Regions from separate parts of the Homo sapiens genome. Here region 2 is linked to region 1. Evidence: chromatin contacts called from ENCODE Hi-C or POLR2A ChIA-PET data. All regions are on one chromosome and are shown on one strand. Each heading gives the region's core, a stretch centred on a gene start or an enhancer-like site at or near the end of the contact. The rest is flanking DNA. Distances are from core to core; before and after follow the strand shown. Region 1 has its middle 13 kb from the start of RUNX1. Region 2 has its middle 52 kb from the start of RUNX1.

What was found. A loop is a pair of places that touch in the nucleus more often than their neighbours do. ChIA-PET counts read pairs that join two places held with the same protein, here RNA polymerase II (POLR2A). Pooled maps may share reads with other maps.
Region 2: a loop to region 1 is called in a map with no recorded cell type, with 9 times the contacts of the local background. The contact joins two enhancer-like sites. A Hi-C loop is called at or near these places in 5 of 168 maps with a recorded cell type or tissue (B cell, CD8-positive, alpha-beta T cell, HepG2 and 2 more), 2 of 37 single-sample maps with no recorded cell type and 9 of 50 pooled maps. POLR2A ChIA-PET finds 5 or more read pairs at or near these places in 8 of 52 experiments (HepG2, OCI-LY7, WTC11 and 4 more).

The regions. Positions count from the first base shown.
Region 1 is chr21:35,059,922-35,065,265 of GRCh38, reverse strand. No RefSeq gene overlaps it. Among named protein-coding and RNA genes, the nearest start is that of RUNX1, 13 kb to the right of the region's middle. Within about 2 kb of position 1,370, at least 2 of the 41 ENCODE cell types and tissues checked have a DNase peak (open chromatin) inside an H3K27ac peak, as active enhancers do.
Region 2 is chr21:35,098,861-35,104,538 of GRCh38, reverse strand. No RefSeq gene overlaps it. Among named protein-coding and RNA genes, the nearest start is that of RUNX1, 52 kb to the right of the region's middle. Within about 2 kb of position 1,403, at least 6 of the 41 ENCODE cell types and tissues checked have a DNase peak (open chromatin) inside an H3K27ac peak, as active enhancers do.

The DNA.
Region 1 (5,344 bases), core at 121-2,620:
CATTGTATGCATTTGGTCTCTCAGGTGTATTTCCTAAACCAACATAAAAAGAAAATGATAAGGGCAAGCGCGTGGAGGTGTTTATGTTTTCAGCTCCAGCCAATTACTTGAGACCTAAAACAACAGTTAGTGCAGATGGAAGGGTGCGGATTATGATGCGGACTACAATGGAAACCCAAACCTTCTCTTGCAGAGCGAGCCCGGCACCCAGCTGTCGTCCACTTGCATTTAGTGTAGCTGCCACCCAGCAATTAACGCGCCTGGGCTCTCCTTTGGAAACCGAGCAGAGAAGAACAATACCACAGCGAGTTCGCCTGGACCCGAAAGCAGGTGAGTCCCGCATGGAGAAAACAAGGTAAATGATCCCTTTTGCCATTGTTTCTTACTGGTGGGCAAACCATTAGCAGGGTGAGCCTGGTATTTAACACTTCTCCAGGTCCTTGAAAAGGATGCAAGAAAAAAGGAAAAAAAAAAAATCCACAGCAGCCTGCAGTGATTGAAGTTCAATGGCGTACTCTATTATCTTCTCCTGTATGTTTAAATAAACCCCCAAAGCTTTCTGTTTCTTAGGTGAAATGTGTCCACATGCATGTCTCACATCTTGGCTGTCAACAGGGATTGCCAGATTAAATGAATTAAAGTAAATGAATTAAATCTGCCCAGTTAAGTTTGAATTACAAACAAGCAATGAATAATTCTTTACCCGTGTCCCATGCTGTATTTGGGACATGCTAAAAACTCATTCATTGTTTCTCAAAACTTCAGAGTTAACAATACATGCTGTTTTTTGTTTGTTTTTCTGTTTTGTTTTGTTTTGTTTTGCTAAGTCTGGCAAGCCTACCCTCAGTACATCAGAGAAATATGTCCTTGGTAGGGATAAACTTGAAATTCAAAGGAAGTGATGGGCCAAAAATATGTTTCTCCATTAAGGTGAGGGTTTGAAGTACGGTGGAATCACCTGATTTATCCAAATGTTTTCAGTCCACTCAAAAAGAGAGGGTAAGCTAAAGCTCCCTAGATTGGATAAGTGATAGGAATAAAAATGGAAGTCTTGGAGTTAAAATGTGTGTATGTTGTATATATTAATAGGTGAAGGGCTCTGAGTCTAAAGGAATTCATGGTTGAGTCTGCTTCTCACTACCTTCAGAAGCAGGTCCTAGGTAGTCCATGATCCACACTGTCCTGAATACAGCAGAACACAGAGACATAGTTGTCATCCCCGAGTCATGACTCCATCTCTTATTTTGAATTTCCTTTAGCTTCTCTGAAAAGGGTGCACTGCGAGGTACGCAATTCCAAGCAGGATGAAACTATTTTATCAGCATGATTTCCTGGTTTCATCTGAATTACCTGGGAGGCAGAAACCTAGAAGGCTGTTGTTGAACACTTGAGTAGATTCAAGGAAAAGATAGGTGGTGTGTGGGATTAAACACGAGTGGCAATATATTTATAACTCAGGCATCAGACAAGATAATCTCTGCATATTAAGATGCTGCAGAAAAAGGATTAATCCTTTAACTTATCATTAAATCAGTTATCTCCTCTAGATCTGCCCTCTGTGTGGTTGACTAACTACAGGAATGGGGAATACCCAAAGGTAATATGTTAGGGCTTGCCCAAACATTCGTGCCAAGTGAGGCCAGAGTTTAAAGTGAAATCAATATCCTGGACTAAAGCGTGTGTGTGTGTGTGTGTGTGTGTGTGTTTGTGTGTGTTTGTGTGTGTGTGTTTGTGTATGTGTGTTTGTGTGTGTGTTTGTGTTTGTGTGTGTATGTATGTGTGTATGTGTTTGTGTGTGTGTCTGAGTTTGTGGGTCTGTAGAGTTTTTGCAGTCAACCCTAATAATAGTAATTTATATTCTAGAAAAAAATGATTTTAAGTTTTATTTTTCTCAATTAAGACACAACTCTACGTTCCTCTGTAAGTAGACAGCAGGTATAGAGTGCCACAGAGAATGCAGCTAAATCAGAAACTTTCTGAAGAATCATTTTGCTGGACAGTCTTCTAATTGCTTCCTCTAATTATCATAAAAATAATAAAGATTTAGTAATGCCAATGAGTTAAGAAGTATTATATTAACTGTGTTGCACACTGAATTAAACAAGCCTTCTTGAGGGTCTCACGACAAAAGATAGACTACACTAACCCAATCACCTAAAGCCAAGAGCCGGGTCTTGGCCATATCTATATCCAAGTGTCCAACCCAGCATTGATAAGGGGAAGGGGATGAGTAATAATTAATAAATAAATCCACTGCTACTCACCCAGAAGATGTACAGACCATTATATAAACCATTATATAAGAGTCTTATCATGGATATAAAGAGTTATTTTAAACACAAAGAATTCTAATCATACAAGCCACTTAATTTTTTTTATTGTGGTAAAATATACATAATATTTATCATTTTAACTATTCATTCGTGTGCAATTCTGTGCCATTAATTACATTCACTTTGTTAAGCGACTATCACTGCTATCCATCTCCAGAATTTTATCTTTCCAATCTGAAATTCTATGCTCATCCAACAATGGTTTGCCTTTCCCTCAACCTGTCAGCCCCTGGTAGCCTCTATTCTACCTTCTGTCTCTATGAATTTGTCTATTTTGGCTACCTTACATAAGTAGAATCGTACAATATTTGTCCTTCTGTGTCTGGATGATTTCACTAAATATAATGCTTTTAATGTCCACCCGTGTTGTAGTGCACATCACAATTTCACTTCTTCTTAGGACAGAATAATATTTCACTTTACATGTACGCCACATTTTTTCTATCCATTCATCCATTCGACTCAATGGACACATTGTATTGTTTCCACTTTTTGAAAACTCACTTGATTTTTGTCTTTCACTATTCTTTTAAATATATTCAATGTGGGCGATCCTTTCTCTGCCTCTCACTTAGATAAGAAAAGTCCTATGGTCACTCTAAATCGCAGAATCTCAAATCATCAAAACTGAAAACTTGATTTGACTCCCATAGCCACAGTTGGAGCCTACTGGGGCGACTGCTTGGTTGGGTTAATGGAATGTGGCCAAGCTCCTTTCTTCCAGCAGCCTAGATTCCTCCATCCACCCTTACTCCTTGCTAACCAAGACATCTCACACTGCCATGCTGGGGAGGGTGAAGGGAGACAGGGAGGAGGATGGGGAGGCTGCTTGTCTGCTGCTAGTATCAGATGGCTCAGCTCTCTCTGGGCCTCATAGATGTTTATTGCCAATTGCTTCTGCCCTGTGTACTCTCATGGGTTCCACATTGATTGGCACTCCCATTAGGGTCCTTCTGCTGAAACTGCCCTTACAGAAGCTGTACCCTCTCTAGGCTATCGGCCCCTCCTCCCTTCCTTCTTGGCTGCTGCTCCCAGTGGTCTGTATCATAACCTCTCTGGGCTAAAATCTCCTTGCCTGAAAAGTCCACCTTCTTAGGCAAAATCCCTTTTAAAACAATGCCTAGCCAACATCTCGTTTAGGGATTCCATATTTGAGGATTCCTAAAGGGGCATGTGGGAAGTTCCTAATGCTATCCCTGTCTATCCTACTTTACAAGAGGACACTTCCACTCTCCCAGGGGATAAGTCAGACCTCGACTGATGGACGCATGCTCCCTGCATGATCCGATTCAAGCCCCTCTTGCTAGATTTCATGTGACAGACAGGCTCCCCTCTATGCTTTGGTCACTAAGGTCGGAGAAGACGAGTGCATCAGTTACATTTCAATCACTCTCTTCAAAGACTTCCTTCTTCAGTGCCCACTCTTGACCTTTTTATATCTTCCCTGAGGATCAGGTGTCCAAATAGTTCTTGAACACTCTTTGGAAATCCCTGGACACCTCACTCTGTTATCCCATATTCATCATATCTTAATAGCACCAGTGGCCACAGCATCCTGCCAAGACTCATCACCTACAGCTGCTGTGAACTGTCCTTCTTTTTGAAGGACCATCCCTATTTACCCCACAACAGCCCATCTCGAACATGCTTTCAAAATCTAGCTGTTGGAAGTCCTAGCCAAAGCAATCAGGCAAAAGAAAGAAGGTATCCAAATAGGAAAAGAAGAAGACAAACTATCTCTCTTCACTGGTGATATGATTTTATATAGAGAAACCCTTAAGACTCTGCCAAAAGACTACTAACTGATAGACAATTTTAGTAAGGTTTCAGGATACAAAACCAGTGTACAAAAATCAGTAACATATCTATACACGAATAATGTCCAGGCTAAGAGTCAAATCAGGAACACAATCCCATGTGCAATAGCCACAAAGGAAATGAAACACCTAGGAATACAGCTAACCAAGGAGGTGAAAGATCTGTACTAGGAGAACTTCAAAATACCACGGAAAAAAATCAGAGGTGACACAAATAAATCGAAAAACATTCCATGCTCATAGGTTGGAAGAGTCAATATTGTTAAAATGGCCATACTGCCCATAGAAATTTACAACACTATTCCTATCGAACTACCAATGTCATTCTTCACAGAATTAGAGAAAACGATTATAAAATTTATATAGAACCAAAAAAGAGCCCAAATAACCAAAGCAATTCTAAGGAAAAAGAAGAAAGCCAAAGACATCACACTACCCAACTTCAAGTTGGGTATAGCCTTCAGTATAAGGCTATAGTAACCAAAACATCATGGTACTGGTACAAAAACAGACATGTAGACCAAGGCAACAGAATAGAAAACTCAGAAATAAAGCTGCACACTTGGAACCATCTGACCTTTGACAAAGCCAACAGAAGTAAGCAATGGGGAAGGACTCCCTATTCAATGACTGATGCTGGGATTTCTGGCTAGCCATATGCAGAAGAATGAAACTGGACCTTTAGCTCTCACCATATACCAAAACTAACTCAAGATGGGGTAAAGATTTAAATGTAAGGTATCAAACTATAAAAATCCTAGAAGAAAACCTAAGAAATACCCTTCTCAGCATTGGTCTTGGCAAATAACTTTTGGCTAAGTCCCCAAAAGCAATTGAAACAAAAAAAAAAATTGACAAGTGGGTCCTAATTAAACTAAAGAGCTTCTGCACAGCAAAAGAAACTATCAATGGATTAAACAGACAACCTGCAGAATGGGAGAAATTATTTGCAAACTATGCATCTGACAAAAGTCTAATACCCAGAATCTATGAGGAACTTAAACAAATCAGCAATCAAAAAACAACCAATTAAAAAGTGGGCAAAGGACATAAACAGACACTACTCAAAAGAAGACATATCTGTGGCCCAAAAACATAAAAAAATTGCTCACTGTAACTAATCATCAGAGAAATGCAAATCAAAACCACAATGAGATACCATCTCACACTAGTCAGAATGGTTATTATTAAAAA
Region 2 (5,678 bases), core at 154-2,653, 39 kb before region 1:
AAATAATAATAGTAATAAAAAATAATGTTCTCCCTTTAGGTATTTACCCAGTAATGGGATTGCTGGGTTGAATGGTATTTCCGTTTTTAAGTCTTTGAGGAAATGTCACACTGTCTTCCACAATGGCTGAACTAAGTTATTCAACACTATTCACAATAGCAAAGACATGGAATCAACCTAAATGTCCATAAATAATAGTCTGGATAAAGAAAATATGGTACATATACATGATGGAATACTACGCAGCCATAAAAGAGAACAAGATCATGTCCTTTGCAGGGACATGGATAGAGCTGGAGGCCATTATCCTTAGCAAACTAACACAGGAATGGAAAACCAAATACCACAAGTTCTCACTTATAAGTGGGAGTTAAGTGATGAGGACACATGGACACACAGAAAGAAACAACACACAATGGGGCCTTTTGGAGTTTGGAAGGTAGGAGGAGGGAGACAATCAGGAAAAATAACTGTTGGGTAGTAGGCTTAATACCTGGGTGATAAGATAATCTGTACAACAAACCCCTATGACACAAGTTGACCTGTGTAACAAACCTGCACTTGTACCCTTGAACTTAAAAGTTTTTTTTTAAAAAAGTTAACAGTAATAATTAACTTTGTTGTATAGAACAATAGAATAATAAATAGAAAATAAGGAACTTTAAAAGTCAAAATTAAAAAATAAAGAATAAAAATAATCGAGGCTTTGTTCTGCAAAATGTGTAGTATCAAATAAATATTGGGAAAGTTTACAGAGAAAAATAATACTAGTGGTGTCAAGTAATTCACAGTCAGGAATAACTTGAAGAGGCACAGAATGAGTGATTATGTTCATGTACCAAATGAGTAGGGATAAAATATAGTTAACAAATAAAATGCATGTTGGATATTAATGCAGGAAGGTAAACACCATTATTTGCCCTCACCAGGATATAAGGAAGCAGGTTTTTAATTGGCCTAGAACACCAAGGTCTAGGAAATGCCATGTTCAAAAGAAATAGGATCAATAGCTAAGCCAGTCAAAGCCATATACACCTGGAGTGAAATGTGTGACCATGATGGAAGAATGTGCACAGAGAGTTTGGTTGAAGATTAAAGGAGGGAGGGAGAGTGGGACGATGCTGGAGACCACCCATCCAGATGGAGGAAGCACTGATGTTTTCCAGGCATGGATCAAACAGCACAGATGCTGCCAGAGAGGTTGGGTGACTGCAGAGGGAGGGGCCCGGGTGCAGGGAGCCCACAGGGACAGCTGCTAGAAATCGACTTCAGTCCAAAGAGGAAGCGAGGCAGAGCTGCTTCTCTGGATCTATTCTAACCAAGGAGGAAGTGACGGGGGCCCTGGAGATAAAAGGAGCAGGTTACTCTAGAGCCTCCCACAGCCAACCATGGGTGAGCTGGGTATTGTCAGGTGGGTGACCGCCTTTTGAGGAGGCAGAACTCTAAAAGCTTAGAGCAAAGATTGGTGGAATTCTAAGACGTGAGCATGAAACAAGTCTGGAGAGGGAAGGGTCCTTGTTCATAGCACAATCCCGACTGGGAAGAAAATGGGGAAGTATCTCAAGAGGTAGCCAAACAGGAAATTCTCTGGTAAAGTCAGACGTAAGAACACTTGTACAAAAAAAAAAAAAAAAAGGAAAGAAGATGAACATAAATGCAAGTAAGAAATAGTGTTGAGAATCTTTGTGCTTCAAAGAAGTTTGCAAAATTTGCTAAGACCTAAAATGAGAGTCAAGTAAAAGAACAAAGGCAGGACAGATCTTCTGTAAGGGCAGCTAATATATAATGTAAACAGACAACAGAGAGAAAGGATAACAGCTCAACTGGGTTACATTAAACAAGTACTGACTGGCTGTCTTCTCTGTAAGCCACAACCAGACATAGGGCCATGACCCTGCTCATGAGGAACTCATGGGCCAGATAAGGAAAGTATACAAAGAACAAATGATGATCAGGATGGTAAATTTCCATAGTATTGGGTATCTCTAAATGAGAGAGTTCAATTGGTTAAGGGATTCATTTAGGAAACACTTCATCAAGGAGAACTCAGTGGTAGGTTTTGCAGGATTCCGATAGGGCTCTTGGATTGAGAAACACTTTAAAGAAAAGCAGAGGAAGAGAAACCTGTTGAAGATCATGAGAAGAAATGGTGGGAGGAGGAAAGAGTTAACCTGGAGTAAACTATCATAGAAATCTAGGAGATAATTTCTCCCAACAAAGCACCTGTAGAAGTTGAAGAACATGAAACAAATGTGCATGAGAATAGGAAAGTCCCAGTAATTTAAAGATAGTTTGAGTGGCATGCTGGAACAGAAACAAGGTCCCCAGAAGGTTTATGAGATGAGGGAGAGCATTAATTAATTCCAAAAATTTGCCTGTGATGGAAGCAAAAGAGAAAGTGGACAGTATAGAAAGATATAAGATCAAGGATGAATTTTGTGCTTTGTTCTTATTTTTAATTTGGTTTGTGGATGGAGATTTAAACATAGTTATTATATGTGCTTAGAGGGAAGAGGCAATAGAACGAAAGTTACTAGAAATGAAAGATAATGAGATGATTAATAAGGCATGACCCTGAAGGATGCAAGTAGGGGATAGGAACTGGAGTCCATGTGGGAACATTAGCTGTGAGAAGTGGGTATCACTTTTTCCATGGAAATTTCAGGGCTCTGAGAGTAGGTCCATCTGTAACCAGTGCTTGAGACAGAGCACTGAAGGTGTCACTTTGAGTCAGTTTTCATTAATTGGAGTATTAAGAAGACCTGTCACCCCCTAAAAGAAAGAGAAGAGATAGTTCCAAGGGGGATTTGAAGACTGTAGAGAAACAATGATTTAGGGGAATGGAAGAGGAAGGTATTATGGGACCTGTGGAAGGAGAGTGGGATATAGCTGAGCTTCCAGTTCAAGCTGGAGGCTATAGCTGCATAGGGCACCAACCCTCATGGTATGTGAGCTTCACCAGTAGTCCAGGTGTAGGAAGGGTGGATGGTTGTATTAATCCAGGGATGGAGTTTACCAGTGAGTGTGGTGGAAAAATGAGAATGGGAAAGAAGATGTAGACAGACAGAGGCTGAAGCCATGAGCTTCATGGCTTCAAGGCAAGAGCCATGAGATCCAGGCCACTAAGCAATAGGAATGAAGGCAACAAGGAAATGGAGCAATCGGAGCCCCTAAGAGATCAAAGAACAGGTGTAGTAGGCACACAGAATGATGACAAAAGATAACACAATATTATGGGCAGTGAGAGGGATCCTGGCAGAGAAGGAAGAATTCCAGGTAATATGCAGGGTGTGGCCCTAGGAGAGTGTGCCTGGAGTTGGGGGAATTGGAAATCAATGAAATTGAGAACGTCAAGAAAAGCGTGTTGAACGGAACATTTTCTAAAACTCATTGCTATGTTTATTTGTACACAGAGGAAACATGTAAGTGTGCTTCTATGCTAAGGGGAAGGCCTAGTAGAGAGGGAGATGAGGATACTGCAGAGAGGGAAGAGGGTTGAGGGAACAAGGTCTGGAGGAAGCAGGAGAGAAAGCAGGTCAGAGCATGGCTGATGGGATTGGCAGGAGAGAGAGGAAATAAGGAGCAGGAATTAAAAACGGGTCTGGGTACAGATGCATTCATCTGGGCATTTGAGGCAGGAAGCTGAGGCCGGACAATCTGCTGTGAGACAGGAGGACAGTGAAGCAGAGCATGGGAGAGAGGCAAGAGCTTGGAACAGCCGCGGGAGCTTCCTGGTGGGACTGGTTGAAGGATCTTAGTGATTTTCTCCAGCTGGGCTCAGCCCCCAGGCTTGAGAGTGGAGAAGGCCAATGATGTATGGGTTCCCAGGTGGAATTTTGCCAGCTCTGAATGACAAGTAGACAAGGAGGGAGAGAGATTACCAGTGAGAACTGACAAACCCTGGCAACCAAGGAGGCCGGGCTGGATAAAGAGGGAAGTAAAGCCAGGTGGATCCAGATGGACTGAAAGCAAATGGAGGAACCGAAGTTCTGGGAGGACCGCGGGAAATTAAGAGTGGGTGGAATGAGAATAAACCTCTGAGGGGGTGTAGAGTAAGATGAGGGAGCTGTGGCTTAACGGAATTTGTGAGGATGATTTGGGCGTTGGACTTAACTGGAAGCGTTCTGAATCAACACTGAGATGAAACGGCAGTGATAGGAGTTGACCTCATTACAGTTGAGCTGAGGCATCACAAGCATCTTTCTCTTGTTTAACAGAGCTGGAGAGCTGGGAGACCTGTCTGTTCCACTTCAACTCTAAGAGTCCATGAGCAACTCCACCTAACACACATTGAAATACATACCAGTCAATAATCGTATTTTCCATAAACTCTTACCTAAACCAACTACAGCTCAGGGAGATGCATTTTCATTTCCTGTCTTCCCTGCACACTCTACATGCATGTGATGCTCCTTTACAGTACAGCGCATGCATGTACAGTGCATGTTGCATTTCAGGGAAAGGAGGAGCTAATCTATGGCATCACTAGTTTTATGCTTTGAGACATGGAGATTAAAAGGCCTAAATATACATTTTCCCCAGGTGAGTCCTGTGAGAATGAAGTTTCATCCCTGGAATTAAGCTCTTTGACAGCCCTAGGATAGGAGTCTATAAAAATAAGGTATTATTTGTGATAGGGGATTTCTTACTTTATAATAAAACCACAAAAAAAAAAATAGTAAAAGTGTAATAAGCACACTTGTTTATTTAATCTAACCCAAACATATTGGCTACAGTTTTTTCTTTATATCATATTATTGGGTTAAGTTTTTATATTCCTCTATATAGGAAGAGAGGTTTATTTGCAAACAGAGCAAAACACCCCAGTGGTAACTTGATTTTTCTTTAAACCTCCATATATTGTAGTTTAAACTGCAACTAAATGAACAATGCAAATTATTTATAAAAGCCCAGTTGAGTCCATGGGACCGCAGTACACACTGTGACATGCCAGGAGTCACAAGATGGAGTGCCATGAAGATAAAGTGCATTTACACCCCCTCTATCCCTCCCTGTCTCCACAGCTGCATGGCCACCCTCAGCACCAGCATAAACCACAGTTCCCAAAGACCAAAGGTCACCCTGAGGGATCCAGAATTAAAACACACCAGAAGGTTTACTTTTTCTACAGCTATGTTAAGAATGACCTAAAATGAGATAAATAATAGATGGGAGGGGTGAGAGGAAGAGAGAGAGAGAGGGAGATGGAGGGTAGGGAGCTATAGATGGACAAATAAATATAGTCTATAAAACACCCCAAACATCCAGTTCTTACCCCAAAGATGCAGAGCCATCTGAAAATTATGAGTTTCCATTTGCTTCCTACCTCCAGAAATGGCCAATCCTTGTTGCCTTTATTCCTAGGCCCAAAACTCTCTGGCAATAGGCAGGCCTGCCAGAGGCATTAAGTATAACTCTGGAGTTGATTATTTTAGGTTGGAGTCAGGTATTGTCCAATGTGCAGATGGCCAGGGAGGAGAAAGTCTCAGTGTTAGCTTTTATTTAAGTGATGATCTTATCTCCTCCACACACAGCATATTACTATCTCAAGGTGTTAGAAAATAAATTTCCTTAGGTCTAGAGATGGGTTTTAGGTCAGCAAGAAAAAAGCATTGCAAGCCAAGACTGTAGCAATGAAGAAAGTACCATTATAGTCTATCCTGCAGAATAAAGCTCAC